2 separate regions of the Homo sapiens genome follow, and region 1 is linked to region 2. Evidence: chromatin loops called from intact Hi-C (ENCODE). Cell type or tissue: IMR-90. All regions are shown on one strand. Links, peaks and the distances in the headings refer to the core of each region. The heading gives the core; the rest is flanking DNA.

Region 1 (8,386 bases), core at 185-8,184, 57 kb before region 2:
TTTTACATCTATCTGTAATATCCACTCATTCTTAGCATCTTGCACATCCACAGGGCCGTACAGGAGTCTTCTTGCCTTGTATTATTGAATCTTGGGATAGGGGTAGGAACAGACAGAGGTATTAGCAGAGATCCAACAGGATGTAAAACATACATGTTGATGCAGGGGTTAACTTTATGTATAATAAATAGATTTTTACCATGCATACCAAACTGAATATTCCTTCCTCCTTTTTCTCTCAGACCTCTTTCTATGTGTGGCTCATTCTTTTACTCTACAACATAATGTTCAGTTGATTCTGGACTTTTTCTGTGACAAACAATGCTGTAATAAACATCCTCCTTGTGCATTCATCTGGGTGCACTTCTGAGAATTTATCTGAAGGATAAATTCCTAGAAGTAGACTGTCTGTAACATAGGGTCTATGCACTTTCAATTTCCATAGATTCTGCCAAATGGTTTTCTTAAGAGGTTATACCAATTTACACTCTCAGCTATGGTATATGGTAACCCCTGCTTTCCCACAACCTGCCAACACTGGGTATTTACAAACATAAATAAATGGAGGGTTTGAATAATTGTAGTTTTGAATTAGACTTGGGGCGTCCCTCTCATCTGCCCCAACTTGTGTCTCCCCAAAGCAACCTAACTAGGGGATGGCTAATGCCATAGACTCTGAGGCTTACTCAGAGCAGAGGCTGAATGCTCCTGCTTCAGTGGGAACAGGGGGTGTTTCTTCAGTCTGTGCCCTACTTGGCATCTGTCCCTGACAGACCCAGCCAGTGTGGGGAGCCAGCCTCTCTAACCATAAGAAAGAATGGATTGGAAACAAATTGATCTTTTCACAGCTGGCTGTTCCCCTCTTTCCCCTCAACTTGGACTCAGCTCAGAACAAGGTTGCCGATGTTCTGCTGCAACAAAGATGGCATTATTGAGGACTGCCTCTTTGGGGGGAAATGTCCTTCTCCAAGAATCGCCTCTGTAGTTTCAACTATGACAAGCCTGGAGACCGAGCATAGCTGTGCATCTCCAAGGGTCTCCAAAGCGACACCCAACTCTATCCGTCCTGTTGATGACCATGTACTCTTCTATTGGTGTCCACAACTTTATTTAAATGATGTCAGATGACTCAATTCAACAGAATCTAACCCTTTATTCATCCTCCCTGGAGACCTGTGGTCAGTGGGCAGGAGAGTTTGGGATTCAAAAAGAGGAGAACTGTGTGAACACAGGGAAAAAGGATCTAGTGTTTATTTCTAGCAACACCATTACTATTGCTGTCCATCCTATTATTCTGCATTCTTTTGCTTCATAGCATTTTTTTAACTGAAAGAAATGGCTCCACGAAGGCAGAAATATTGTTTAGTTTAAAACTGCATCATCAGTTCCTAGAATACCTCCTTATACATTGGAGGTGCTTGATACCTATTTATTGAATGGATGAATGAATTTCATGAGCACCTGTGTTGGACAATTTAATGTACATGATGATATTTAATATTTTAACTCTGTGGGGTATATATATTATCTTTATTTATAGCTAACGAAATTGGGTCTCAGAGATTAAGTAATGCTTCCAGAACCACACAACTGGTAATTGGTAAAACTGAGATTTCATTTAGACCTGACTGATCCCAAACCTATCTTTTAGAACACTGGGATTCCAGTTTATCTAAGCTTAAGCTCAAAAGTATTAAAATATTTTGCAATCAATGAGGGAAGTTGTCATCAAGGACATTTCCAGGTGAGCATGGTGTGTTCAACAGGAAGAGAAACTCCTCCATACTCCCACCAAAGTGAGCAAGTACCAAAATGTTAAGTGTTAATTAAATCTTATTCATCTGGGGACAAGCAGTAGGGTGAATTTATATGCATGTAGCACCGATTTTGAGCTAAGTAACAAGGGGATTCTGAAAGACCCTTATGCGGACAATGAGTGAATGTAGGCAAGGGCACTAATATTTAACAAAGTTATGCTGTGTGCTAGGAACCATGCTTTAAATTTATGATTCCACTTAATCATTATAATAATTTCCTTTCTTTCCTCTTTTATTGTCTTGCCCTTCCCTTCCCTTCCCCCTTCTCTCCCCTTCCCTTCCTCTTTCCCTCCCCTTTCATTCCCTTTGTCCTTCCCTTCCCCCTTCCCTTCTCTTCCCTTCCTGTCCCCCTTCTCTTCTCTTCTCTTCCCTCTTTCTCCTTCTCACCCTCCCCTCCCCTCCCCTCCCTTTCCCTCTCCTTCCCTCCCTTTCCCTCCCTTTCCCTTCCCTCCCCTCCCCTCCCCTTCCCTTTTCTACCCTTCCCCTCTCTTCTCTTCCCTTCCCTTCCCTTCCTCTCCCTTCCCCCTTCCCTTCCCTTCCCTTCCACCTTCTCCTCTCTCCTCTCCTCTCCTCCCCTCCCCTTCCCTTCTCCCCTTCCCTTCCCTTCTCCCCTCCACTCCCCTCCCCTTCTCCTTTCCCTTCCCTTTTCCCCTCCCTTCTCCCCTCCCCTCCCCTTCTCCTTTTCCTCCCCTTCCCTCCCCTTCTCTTCCCTTCCCTTTCCTCTACCCCCTTCCCCCTTTCCCTTCACTTACCCTTATTTCTTTTCTTTCTTTTTCTTTGTTTCTCCCTCCCTCTCTCCTCTTTTTTCTTTTCTCCTTTCTTTCCTTCCTTTCTCCTTTTTTTCCCTTCTTTCTTTTTAAATTCCCAGACAAGAATTTTGAAGTTCAGCTAAGGTAAGCCACGCATAGTGACGGAACCAGCATTCAGATTTACATCTCTTGCTACCCATCATGTCACATAGTGTTAGGCAGAGACTGGGGTCTCAGTTGCCTAAGTAAAGTCATAGGCATGAAGGGTGCTGCAGGAATGACTGAGTGGCAGGCTCCTGACAGCCTGGTTGATAGACCCCAAGGACTACTTGGGTTTTGGCGCCATGCCTAGTATGACTTTATCCTTTAACTGTTTCTCTTGTCAGTCAGCCCCCTGAGGGAGCCCTGTCTCCTCCTTGAAACTGTACTATAATGAGAGGTCTCCACAAGGGTTCCAGAAAGCCACACAGTGTGCTGTGGTTTTCCCGAGAACTGGCTCCAAGGTAGTGCTCTGAGATCAGTCCTTCCAGCTCCCATCTCAAAGATCTTCAAACTCCAGGCTCTCAAGGGTTTTGAGCTGCCAGTTATGATGAAATATTAGCACAGAAGAAAATAATTTTTTTTTCTATTCTGTGTTTCTTACCAGGACACCATGGTTTCAGAATGATTTATATACTTTGAATATTTTCAAAAAATTTCTTTCAATGTTGTTCCTTCTTTAGGTATTTCTCTTATCACTTGGGCTCAGCTTGATGCTTCTCTGGAATTTTTCTTTTTTTTTTCCTCCCATTTATAAAATACCAAACATGTGTCCCCAGTCTGGATCCATGTAACTGAAAATCATGGGGAAATTCTTTATGTAAAAAGCCCTATAGATTGTTTCGGACAAAATCAACCCCAAAGAGTTTGTCCCCACAATATTTGTGAATAAAATCATCCCTCTGAAATAAAAACACCACCTTAAATAAAGGAGTTCCTCTCAAGCATTTTACTCTATATTTATTGTTTGTTCATTCATGCCATCATTTGAAAAATACTAATTAAGTATTTACCCTGTGTTGGTAATTGTGCTGGGCACAAAGAACATAATAGTAAATCACATAAAATTCCATCCTCAAGGATCCCATGTTCTATCATACTAGAGAACTGAGTACAGCTGCTCCTCGACTTATGGTGGGATTACATCCCAATAAACCCATCATAAGTTAAACCTATCATAAGTCAAAAATGCATTTAATACACCTAACCCACTGAACATCACAGCACAGACAATGTCAGGCACTTTATTACATGTAGTAAAGTTGACATGACTCTTAATCCTACTAACAACCCTAGGAGATAGATTCTGTTATTATTACCATTTCATGATTTAGGAAGCTGAGAATCAGAGAGGTTAGTGGCTGGGGTTGAAATTCAAGTAGTACAGTGTAAGAGCCTTTGCTTCTCCTAGAGGCTCTGTAAAGGTCTGTTGAATAACTGAGTAGACGATAGATTGATTGCAATATAGTTCCTCTGTTGCCTTTTTGAAGTGTTAGTTTAGTAAGCAACCACAGAGAAATTATTATCTACTAGAGATGGGAATAGGAACGGTTTCCTAAATCAGGGTTGGCCAATAGTCTTTAGTTCAAACTAAAAGCCATCACTTCTGCAACATTATGTGTCAAGCATGAGCTATATGACATGAAAGATAAAGTGATGTAGCAAATGTATTCATAATTCAGCAATATGAGATTATGAGAAGGAGCATATTCCTGTGCACTCACTCTGAGGTCAAAGGAGACACCCATTTTCCTCTTGAGGGAAATAGTGAGAGGTGTTTACCTGAAGGCCCCTGGTTTGTGCTCCCCCATAGCTGGGGAGAGGGAGCTGCTGCCGCCCTTTCCAGTAGGAGTTGTATATTCTATAATGTCCTTATCACAATTCCTTTAAGGGCCTCCAGCACTTTGGAAGCATAGAAAAAAGAAACAACATTCCTGCATCGCGGGGCCATTGATGAATAAGAATGTTTATAAGAAGGCAAGCATCTTTGCACTCTATACATTTCCAAATCTTTTAGAAACATATCTAAGAACTTCTTAGTTCCCCTCCATGGTTACTGGATCTACAAACTTGGAATTTCCCCATTGGCCCTCTGATTGTATTTGGAGTCTGTTCTTCATCTTGTGGATCCTCTGGGCTCTGTCTTGAACTGTTGGAACATTTTGCTCCCACAGCTGTTGGAAGTGACCCATTAAGGTAGCCAGAGTCAGTCACTCAGCATCTTAATGGCAAGACCAAAAGGGGTGAAAGAAATAGAAGTCACGGTTAGTAAGCGACTGACCTCATTCTGCAGGAATTCTTTCTGGAAAGAGAGCAGTAGAATGTTGTGACAGGCAGTAAGTCATCTGTAAGAATGTTTACCGTGGAATTCTAGCAAAAGAAATGGCTCAAGAAACTTCCTGGGTAACACAAATAGAGTCTGCTCAGAGGCCCCAAAAGAGAGTGACTGGAAAACTTTAGCCTTGTGAGGGAGGCTGTCTACTCCAGTGTTGGAGTCAGCTGGAGGTGCAGCAGCGCTTGAGCTATCCAAACTGCTAGGATGTTGTTAATAAAAGAACCTTCTCGTTCTCGAGTCAACATGGCTAAAACAGCCAGCCATGAGATGTATGGGAAAGAAGTGCAGAGCAAGTTGTTATTTATTGAATGTGTAGTTAGGAATTACTATTTCCATTTCATGGAGGCTTAAGTAGATTGAGAAATTTGTCTGAGTTCACAAAGTTTGTTAAGTTTCAGACTCTGGGTTTAGACCCATGTGTTTCTGACTCCAAATCCTGCATGGTTGGCTTTTGTGAGAGCAAGGTTACACACTGTACACATTTTTTTTCCTCCATTGCACCATTCACTGTCCTAGGTATATAGAATCCTGGAACACAGGATTGGAAGGACCTTTAGGCATCCCATGGTCTAATCTTCTCATGGTACAGATGAGAATGGGCTCAGAGAAGGGAAGGGCCTTGCTCAGACTCACACAAAGGCTAGGGCCAGAATAGATGGTGCCTGACTCTCAGTTCAGGATGCTTATTCTGACAAGGCCCGTCACTTCACATGGATATTTAATGTATTTTGCTAGTTGGTTAAAAATAATGTAATGTATGGCAGAACCATCTCTCTTTCTTCAAGGTAAGCCATTGCTAAGTCTCGAGTCCTTTTTTGTCCCACAGCTCCTTTTTTCATTGATTATTATCATTTGGTCTATAAAGCCTTTCACCTTCATTTCAGTGAACAATACTGCTGTGGGAGACACTGGAGATGCAAAGATAAATCAGTCCTGGTTCATGAGCTTCAGGAACTTAGGAGCAGTTTGGAGAGTCAGATATGAGAACAGCTTGTTTTCATACATTATTACACAATCATATGTAATATATAGCTGGGGGGATATAGAAGTGAATATGAGAAGACCTACCCCAACCTGGGAAATTAGAGGAGTCTTCCTGTCTTCCTGGAGGATTAATTGATTAAAGTGACTCATTATTTCATTCCTACAACAAATATTTAGCAGACACCTCTTCTGTGTCAGATACTCTTCCAGTTATTAAGGGATGCAGCACTAAGAAAGCAAAAATATTCCTCACCTTCATGGGAGAAATGCAACAAGTGTAACTAAACAAAATATTACTCAAGTTTGCAGCAGTGACAGGCCCATAACAAGGCAAAGGTCTACAGACTAATATTGGGTTGAAGATTTATTTTTACAAGGGTGGCCAGGGAAGGCCTCTTCAAGGGGAAGTCTTTTGATCAAAGAACTAAAGCAAGTGACAGGGAAGAACCTTGCAAATATCTGCTTCCCAGGCAGAGTAAAAACCAGGACCAATGTCTTAAGTCAGGAACCAGCTTGATGTATTTGAAAAAGAGCAAAAGCCAGGCGTCTGTAGTCCCAGCTACTTGGGAGGCTGTGGCAGAATGGTGTGAACCCCGGAGGCAGAGCTTGCAGTGAGCCGAGATAGCGCCACTGCACTCCAGTCCAGCCTGGGTGACAGAGCGAGACTCCATCAAAAAAAGAAAGAAACAAAGAAAGAAAGAAAGAAAAAAAGAAACAAAGAAAGAAAAAGAGCAAAAGCCAGTAGGGATGGAGGAGAGTTATTGAGGTTACTGCAGGAGGAGATGGAGATACAGACATAGACAATGACCAGATTGCAGATGTTGTGCAAGTCACAGGTGAGTAGGTCTTGTCAATAATTTCCCTCCTGGTCAGCATTGCTGGCAATACTATGGCATCATGCATAGAGAAAGAAAAAGCTAATAGCAAATGAATCACTCTGATCATGCATCTTGAGATGTTGCCATGGATTACAATTAATGCGTTCCTATCCACAAGGCCAGATTCCCTCAAAGCATCTTTTTGGGAAATGCAGCGAGCTCTCCTGGCCCCAGCACTCCCACCCACCCCATCACACACCCTACATTCATCATCTCTTTCTCTGTTTCTTTGTCATGTTGCTAACATCCCTTGATGGAGATGGTGCAACTCCAAGTAAAACTGTCTCCATAAATATTTAGACTGAATAGAAAATGTGCCAAAGATGCAAATAATCTGTCCAGAGGGAGAAGAGACCTTTCTCTTTGTTGTTTTCTTCAGGCTTGTAATTTAATTCGTGGATACATGTCTTTGAATAATACATAACTATCAATTTACCTAAAAGAGTCCCATAGAAACCTTAGCCTCTTCATCCTTCTGCCATGCCCCTCATGGCATTTTCTTCTTACGCTGGAGTATACATTTCTCTGCTTTTCTTTTATCCCTTTCTTTCTTCTTTATTCCCATGTTTTTGATCACATACTGTGTGTCAGCCTCTGTTAAGCTCATCTGTGCAGAGTCTATACTCACTGCCTGTCCTCCTCTCATAGTCACTTGTCAATTCATTTTCATTAGCCTTCTCCCTCCACCCTCCTTTCCTGAGTCTGTTCCCACTGAGGTCAACCCAGTGTTCATATTACTGAACCCAGTGGCCATCTTTCTGTTTCTTCTTTTACCAGACCTCTTCACTGAACTAGATAATGTTAATTAGTCCTGGCTGGAGCGCAAGTCTCCTTTGACATCTATTTGCACTGTTCCTCTGCTTGAACCACTCTGTCTATTCCTTCTCTGTCCCTTAAATTTTTGGCTTCTTGTGGGTTGGGTTTTTGGTATTCTTCTTTGTCTAGCACCACCCTTGCTTGCCATCGTGCCCTCATTCAGGCCTGGGCTTTGACTTGAATAGCTTCTGAATCTCTATGCTCTGCCTGTATTGGATAGCTGGCAGGCTATGGGCATGGGCTGCTAGGTCCCAGACAACTCACACTCTCATCTGATAAGTGGGTTTTAATGTGACCCTTGTTGTACCTCCTTATTTCTATTTCAGTCTCACTTACTGCTTCCTCTTTATCTGTTTTCAAGTCTTCCTACTAGATATTTCCTTAAGAAGGCAGAGAAACCGTGCTCTCTTAGTAATTGCACAATTGAAATTATTCCTCTTGAATATTTGATGATGACATATTTTGACTTGATATAGCTTTTTCAATCTTACAGGAATTCTAAAGCTGGAGGAATGTTTAAACTCCTTCCAGCTGCCAGTTTCACGTAAAGAACTCTTTTCTAAACCTGGGGATATGAGGGACTCTTACATTCTCCTTTAATCAAATCAATTTAGGCTGAAAAGAAGGCCAAGTTGACAGCCAGCATTTCACTGCTGGCTGTGTATCCATATACGTATGTATGGATGCTTAGAAAAGTGGAATGCTAGTGATATATATATATATGCATATATATATACATATATCTATATATATAGACATATTTCTGCT
Region 2 (8,386 bases), core at 139-8,138:
CTTATTTTATTACTTATTTTATTATAGATCAGAGTAAAGGGTTAAGTCATTTAATTCAGGTCAAATTCTAAAAGAAGGATATTACTCAACTCATAAACTATATAGTCTGCATCAAGAGAAATGGCTTTTATCAACAGCAATCAAACTCCCTTATCCAAAATAGTAAAATCTTGAGACTTCCAATTTTAATGTAATATTTTCCATTTTAAATATGGATAATTATTTGTGCTAAGTAGCTAAATATAACCAGAGACATTAATGGACAAATGATAACAACACAAATAATATATTTATAACAGTTAGCATTTTTAAGTACATCATTTACCATATTATAGCCACACTGCAGAGAAATTTATTTTTAATGGATGCTACCTTTGTAGCTCCCCTAATTCTGAAAAGATTTTGTTTAATCTTTTTAGCAACTCTAATTAATTATTATCATCTTCATATACATTTGTTAATTCAACAGATATTCAACAGATATAGCTATTATAGTATAAGAAATTAAAACAAAGTGATGCGAAAGACCAATCTCAGGGGAGTGGAGATCTTTGGTCAGGATATGAAGGGAAGGGCTCTCTTTCTAGATGATGGGTTTCCAGGTACAAAGAGATGTGAAGATGTGAAGATTGTTCCAGGGCAAGCTCCGAGGTGGGCAAAGTGACTGGTGATGGTGGGGAGAGGGACAGGAGGGAGGTTGATGAGGTTAGCAGGGGCTAGGTTATGTAAAGCCATGTGGGTTGCTGTGGGGAATTGAGATGAGAAAACAGAGACATTGAAAGGCATTAAGTCTCGTTTCCAAGGCCACACTGCTAACCGGGAGTGGTGGCAGGTGTCTGTAATCCCAGTTACTTGGGAGGCTGAGGCAGGAGAATTGCTTGAACCCAGGAGGTAGAGGTTGCAGTGAGCCGAGATCGCGCCACTACACTCCAGCCTGGGTGACAAGAGCAGAACTCTATCTCAAAACAAAACAAAACAAACAGAAAAGAACTGAAGCACAGCTAAGCCGGATAAGAATTTATCTCTATCTCTAAGTGTATCTCTCTGTCTTATGTGTATTTCCTGTATCTCAGTTTCTACATCTGTGTATTATCTATCTATCTATCTATCTATCTATCTATCTATCTATCTATCTATCATCTGTCTATCTTTCTATCTCTCTATTATCTATCAGCTACTATGTGCCAGGAATTGTAGGCTGAGGAGATGTGACAATAAACACAATTGCCAGAGTTCCTACTCTCATGGATTTTTAATAAGTGCAATAAAGCAAACTAAAATAGGGAAAAGGGATGTAAAGCAAACTAAAATAGGGAAAAGGGATGTAGAGTAAAAGGGTGCTTTTGTGGATAAGATGCTTTAAACAGAGAATATCTTTGAGTGGAGGCAGGAATCAAGTGTGGAGGCAGACATGCGCTCTGTGTCTGCAGCTAAGATAGCTTTGTAATTAGCATTTTCTAAATACAGGAAAACATGATTGTCTTTATTGGGTAGCGTGAAACATGCCATGACTATCTTGAGGTGTGTGTGTGGGGTGTGTGTGTGTGTGTTGATCAAATCCTTTCCCAGACCAGAAAGAGCAAGAAAAGGTCAGCCTAAGTTGTATAAACAAAGAGGATTTGGAGGCTTCAGGTTAATAAAGTTTTGTGGGGTTTAGAGAGCCATGGAGGCGGTGTTCATAAAAATAGAGAACCCAACCAGACAGAAGTTTGTGTGTGTTTGAGACATGAGTCTTTGGTGTCTACACACCAAAAATCAGTTATACCTGGAGAAATAATTATGACATTTTCAACAGAAAAGTATTTAGGCATGGTTAAGATCTGACCCCCACAAAAGATTGAGGAAAAATTGATGAGTTCAGCAACAGCCAATAAAAAGTCATGGGAAGACTGAATGTTGGAGTTTAGTTACCTTTGGGTCTGAGAAACTGCATTATATTCCCATAAAAGACTGAAGATTAAGCCATATTCCTCTCTCTGTGCATTATATTCCTTCTTTTTTCTTTTTTCCCTAACAGAATTTTAGTTGCTTGAAAAGAATTAACATAGAGCAGAATTTTGAATATGGCTAGGATTAGCTATTGTAGCATAAGGTAAGTGGAAAAGAACCCCTTGTCATGTTGAGTTTTTGGAATGTCTAGACATGAATAAAAATTAAAAGGTATCATTGATTGTTTCTGTTTTAATGAGTATAAAGTGAATTGGGCAATTCACAGGCTAACTCCAACCATTTTGGGCTTCCTGATGACTAGGGCCAAGATATTTCAAAGAGTACTAGGTGATTTATTGGGTCTTATGCAATTATTATTCCAAGAAGAGAGATGTCGTGTCCTTGGCTTATGGGTCTGGAACCTACTCATGCATCTGTCTATCCAGGCTTCTGTCCATGCATCCAAGAGGCTTTTATGGAGCTCTGTGAATGTCACAAAGATGAATCAGGCATGCCCTCTGTTCCCAAAAAGCTCACAGCACAGCCACAGATGAGGAAATAGAGAATTATGTTTTTTAAAGTAGGGTAAGTGTAGGATGGTGGCAAGGGTTAGATGTTTTGGGATTGGGGGTAATGATCCCAAATTGGATTAGAGCACCTGGTAACAGTTTCTCAGAAACGCTGATGATTATGTTCATCCTAGAGAAGAATGTGTGGAGGTTGTGCAGGCACAGAAGGAAGAAAGAGGTTTTCCAGGAAGAGGGAATTGTACAAGCCTGGGCAGAGGCACAAAGGGGTGGAAGAGCAAGATTCACTCAGGGAATTGCAGTAAATTGGCACGACTGGAGTCCAGACTACATGTTTGGTCAGGCAGTGGGGTAGGTATAGAAAAGGAAAGAATGGCCAAGAGTGAGAGACTCAGAGTATTTGGGATAGAGTTATGAGAGGCCTGGGGGACACTATAATGAACTTGGATTTGATGCTAGTAGCTCTGAGGAACCATGTATGTAATTTAAATTGAAGGTGTCTCACTAAGATGATGGAAGTTCCATTGGGCTCCTATGGGGTGAGTAGAATTCTATGGCAATTTTTTGCAATAATTATGGCACAAGAGTGAGGCCAAGAGTAAATGATCTGGAGTGTGAGAAGCCACTTAATTCTTTGTATGTTGGTCCTTAAGGTGTAAGCATCCCTTTCATGGACCTTTTGTAGGTCCAATGAATGACCTCAACATGAAACCTTGCAGATAATTTTGAAAGAAAAGGAAAAAAAACTCTTCAATCATGAAAAGGTCTCCATTATATTTCCAAGCTATGTGAAAATTTTTATTATATATCAATTACTTTGGAAACATGGCCATTGCATGACACTGTTTCTCATTCATGAAGGGAACACTTCTGTTTTGAATCCCCAGCGGTGCCTGGTGTAGTGCCTGAGACAGAGAAGAAGCTTAGTAAATGTTCAAGGTATTGGTTTGCTAATGATCCAAACCAAGCTGTGTTTGGGCCCATTTGAACATTTACCGAACCATGTTGTTAAATATAAGGAATGTCAGTAATAACCACAAAAGTAAGTCAGTAAAGACAATAGAGCAATGTCTTAGTAGTTATCATCTACTGAAGATCTGCTCTTAGCTAGGCATGGTCGCAGGCTCTTTATGCCTCATTTCACTAAATCCTTACCATCCCCACACTGTGTCTGTTTTATTATCCCCCTTTACAGTTGGGAACACTGAGGTTAACTGTGTTTACTCAACAATCTCAGGGTCACACAGATGCAGAGTAGAAAAGCAGGATGTGATCCTAGGACTAAAGGCAGACAAAGTCTATGCCTTTTCTCTCCTATTGCAGTTTCCACATATCAGCAGGTACTTCCTGTGAAAGAGGAAGCACATTTGTTCTCCTGGCTCCAGAGAAGAGAAAGCAGACTGGCAGCTCTCCCATGAGGGAAAGAGGAGAACTTTGACAGGAATTTACGACCACCAGGGAGAACAGAACTAACTTTTCTGTAAGGCTGTGGCCACCTACCCCTGAAGATGAGATGCTGATGTAGAAAATGGACAGCCATCTCTTAGAGGATCTGCAAAATAATTTCTATTCTGGTTAGAAAAATTAAATACATTCACTTTATCTTTATGATCTTGAGATATTCCTTGGATAGTAACAACAGCTCCTGACATCTGGAGACTATTTCATTTTAGACAAAACATTTGCATGGAGAATCTAATATGATCCCATGTGACATTCTTTTTGGGACAAGGTAGCTGTTGCTCAGAGAAGCAGCAGGAATTGTCCAAGGACACACAGGGTGAATGAAAGACTTGGCAGTGGGACCTGGGTCCAATAATTTCAAGACCAGTGCTCCTTCACCTATGCATGTTGTCTACTGGAGTGAAGCAAAAATATGGGTCTATAGGGCAGTATTATGCAGAATGAGTAGTTTCTTTCCATTATTAGCATAAGCCATACTCTGAAGCTATTTCTGAGACAGTCATCCTTTTCTATGTGGGTCAATGTTCCTGCAGCATGGACTTCCTTCTGGGAACAAAGCATCCTTTAGGATCTTCCTTAATCATCCTCATCAGTGTAATATGTTGCTTCCTGTCCAACTGTGCCCCATTTCCATAGGCAATTTATCTGTATCCATAGAGACACCAGAGATCTGCTTCTTACTTCAAATGTTTCATATCTAGGTTATTCTTCCTGACATGTGAGTCCAGGGCACAAGTCTAAAGCTCCCACTTACACAGCCCAGAGGGACTGAGCCCTGCTTTCCACAGTCAGGTCAGGAGCACACTGACTCCTGACTGTGGAAAATTTGTCTGTGTGCTAAGTGTAAACAGATGTCCCCAGCTGCCGGATCCTTTGGCCATATGAAACCAATCACCAACTCTACACAAACATGCATCATCAGGCTAAAATCTGAAGGTGCAATGAACTCACCCTGCTTCCCATAGGACAGTGGGTGAGTAGAGGCTGTGGGGAGTTTGGTCAGAGCAGTCCATCTAAGGGCAAAATTTGTGTGGTTTAATGAGATGAAAGTGGTGAAGCGGGGCCAAAGGAAGTGCAGCTCAGAGTTAGGATAGATACTGGTTCAATATCATCTGGACACTTTCAACCCTGTACACATGGGGGCACTAAGGTTTGGGGGTAGAAGTGACTTCCTCATGATCTCATAGCACTCTAGTGATTCCCTCAGGGTTTAATCACAGATCAGAATGCCCAGGCCAGTACTCATTCCATTATGTAAGGCTGCCTATGACACTGGCTTTCCCTTGAGCTTCTTCATGTGGAGTCCTTGCATCTCTTATGTTTTAAATCCTGGCAGTTTTGGATTGACTTTTCTAAGCCATGTGAACTTTCCTAAAGGATAAAAATGATGATGCCATTGATTGTGGGTTAATATTAGGTTAGCCTAGATGTTCTATGTACTTAATTGCATTAATAGCCCTAACGTACCATGAAGTAGGTCTTCTATTTTAAAGAAGAAGAAGCTGATACTCAGAAATGGAAAGAGGGTTGCCTAAGGACACAGCTTTTAGATGGCACAGCCTGAATTCACATCAAGACAAGTTCCAAAGACATAGTTTAAAGAATCAACGAAGTTATACTGAGGCATCTGATTGACAATATAAGATGGCTGCATGATTAATATTATTTATTCACTTAAAAGAATTTATTGAGCATTTATTATGTGTCTGGCAGTATATGTGGTTTCAAAGTTGAGCATGACATTATTCTATTAAGAAAACAGTGTAGTGGTGGAGTTGGAAATACAAACAAACCCCTCATTTATGTTGAAGCAATTGTTAAATGGATGATTGATCAGGTATAATTGGAATAGAGTAAAAGGAGTGCATCAGTTTGTCTAAAGGGTAAGAGATGGTTTGTCAGAAGAGGTGACACTTTTCTATCAAATAGGTGAGGATGGAATTCAAAGCAGAAGTTGACAGTCTGTTTAGAGAAGTGAAAACAGAACAAATTATGGAATTGTGGAATACTTAGGGAAATACAGGTCATTAGGTATTGTTAATTTGTTAAAATATAAGCAGGGAAGCTAAAAAGATGATATTAAATATACAGGTTACAAGGACCTTATAGGTTTTACTAAGGGAGTTAGAATTGTTCTCTGAGGGCAATTGGAAACCATGGATTGGTTTTAAACAAAAAACGCATGATGGACGTATTGTTTAGGATTGGATTTGATTGTTAGTAATGTGAAACTCTAAATTAATACTGGCCTAAAAACAGTAGGAGTTTGTTTTTCATCTAAAAGTCTGGCGTTACATAGTCGAGGATTAATATGATGGCTGTTTAGGAATTCAATATTTTTTCAACCATCCCCGTATGTGACCTTCAGACTCACATTCTAAACCTATAATCAGGGCAACAAGGTGGAAACAATGGTAAATAAGAAGAGAGTTACACAGAGGTACCAGTGTTCTTTTAAGGAAGGTCCTCAGAAGCTTGCACAAGACACTTCTGCTTTTATCTTATACATCAGAACTTAGTTACATGTCTACACTCAGCTGCATTAAAGGTTGGGAAATACAGTCTTTGCTCTGGATGGTCAAGAGCCCATATAAAAAATCAGGCTTTGTGGTTTTCTGCTAGAACTGAAGGATGGATATTGAGGCAAGTTATCAGTAAGTATTTTCATATTAAAGAGATCACTTTAATAACTCTGTGGAAGATGGACAAAGATATAGGGAAGACACTGAAGATATGAGACTGAGGCTGGTGATAACCATGAGGCTGGGGAATGCTTTCCCTTTCAAATGACCTAGGCTTTGCCCAATTAAGGAAATTACTGTCTTAGAGTTACTTCTTTTCTATTGAGTCAGAGGTAGATATATGTCTCCTTCAGCAAATGAGTCATACCCAAGGTTGGGTAAACTTGTTTAGATATGCAGAGTGAACCACGATATGAACCTGGTTTGGACTGTATCCTTCACAGACTTAAAACTCTGCTCATCATTCTTGTGTCCTCAAATAGCCAGATCAGATTTTTTATTCTGATTTTCTATAGAGCTAAGATAGGTAAGAGGAAGTTTCTATCCATTTCATTCTGGTTAGCTGAGTTAACATGTTTTGTCTGTTAAATATTCATGGAATTAGGATAAGAACATGAGTTTTAGAACCAAGAAAAATGGGAATGAAAAACTCAGCTCTGGTACTAATCCCAGGTTGTCTGGTTTGTGAGTTAGTCCTGATCATCACCACACCATATGGCATCCTCTGGCTCTTGGTTTACTTTTCCCTCTTCCTTAAGCTGTTCATTTTCAAGTAACATGGGGAAAGTCACACCAGTCTTACTGAGTATCCCTAAAAAATGGAGGCAGAAGAATGGACTTGATGATAGAAAAATTTATTCTTGGGCACTAAGCGTGCTCAGCTGGCTATGTCTACCTCCATACCTCCCCTTTAATATTTTTCTCCTGGCCCAACAAGTATGTCCAGGGCCCTATAAAGGAAATAATCCAGCATATGTCTAATGTTGGCTCACCCAGTCCTCATCAGCTTTGAGCCATCTCACTTTGCTTCTAATATTCCTAAAGCCCCTCTTCTTCAGAGTCCCTACTCCTCTATTTTACTCAGTTTCTCTTGATTCTATATCATGGCTTCATTCTTCTCTACAGTGTTTCTAGGAATACGAAAGAGTAGGGATGTTGTCTGAAAACTCCAAGGTTGAGATATAACATACTGTTTAATAACAGAGATGCTGAAATCAAACTGGTATGAATTTACATCTTTCCCTTACTACTATTAATTCTGGACCTTAAGTAAGTTGTGTACCTTTTTCAAGTTTCCTCATCTGTAAGAAGGAGGACAATAATAATTCCTATCTTGTATGTTATTGTCAGAATTTAATGAGTTAACAAATATATGTAATATATATGTTTTATATATATATACACATTTTGGTTTAGTGTTTGGCATATAGTTAAGTACAAAATAAATATTAGCTATTGATATTAATTTTGGGGTTGGAGGTCAAGAAATAAGGCTGGAAAGTTGGGAGGCTCCATTGTGAAGAGTGACTTAATGATTAAGAAGCTGGATTTTGGGCAAGAAAAAAGAGGGGCTTTGGACAGGAGAGTGCATTCATTTTCTATTGCTGCCGCACAACATGAAACTTAGTGGTCTGAAACAACACAGACTCACAGTTCTGGAGATCAGATGTGTAACATGGTAGGCAGATTGCATTCCTCTGGTTTTGGGGAAGCCGTACCTTTCTCAGCTTCTAGAGGTTCTCCATATTCCCTGGCTGGTGGCCAAGCATATTCCGAATTCTGCTTCCGTTGCCACATCTTCGTGTCTGCCTGACTCTACTGTGTCTCTCTCACAAGAACTTTTGTCCCAGATAGTCCAGGACTATCTCCCCATCTCAAGATCCTTAATTTAATTACATTGGCAAAGTCCCTTTTGCCATGTAAAGTAACAAATTTGCAAGTTCT

What was found. Hi-C counts contacts between places; a loop is a spot of excess contacts. Peaks named below come from ENCODE experiments on the same cell type or tissue, not always from the same donor. Only the 100,000 strongest peaks of a DNase experiment are listed, where the experiment ranks them.
Region 1: it touches region 2 in a loop (2.3-fold over the local background); 7 of 110 quality-filtered maps call a loop at or near these places.

The regions. Positions count from the first base shown.
Region 1 is chr9:115,141,895-115,150,280 of GRCh38, forward strand. All of the region lies in intron 1 of DELEC1 (deleted in esophageal cancer 1), which reads left to right. Among named protein-coding and RNA genes, the nearest start is that of DELEC1, 4.3 kb to the left of the region's middle. In IMR-90, for the core only: no CTCF peak of the experiment used is centred there; a DNase peak (open chromatin) is centred at 4,917; H3K27ac peaks cover 2,394 bases.
Region 2 is chr9:115,198,565-115,206,950 of GRCh38, forward strand. The region is part of intron 1 of DELEC1 (deleted in esophageal cancer 1); the gene reads left to right. Among named protein-coding and RNA genes, the nearest start is that of DELEC1, 61 kb to the left of the region's middle. In IMR-90, for the core only: a CTCF peak has its summit at 5,065 (motif pointing right); DNase peaks (open chromatin) are centred at 4,847 and 6,807; H3K27ac peaks cover 3,211 bases.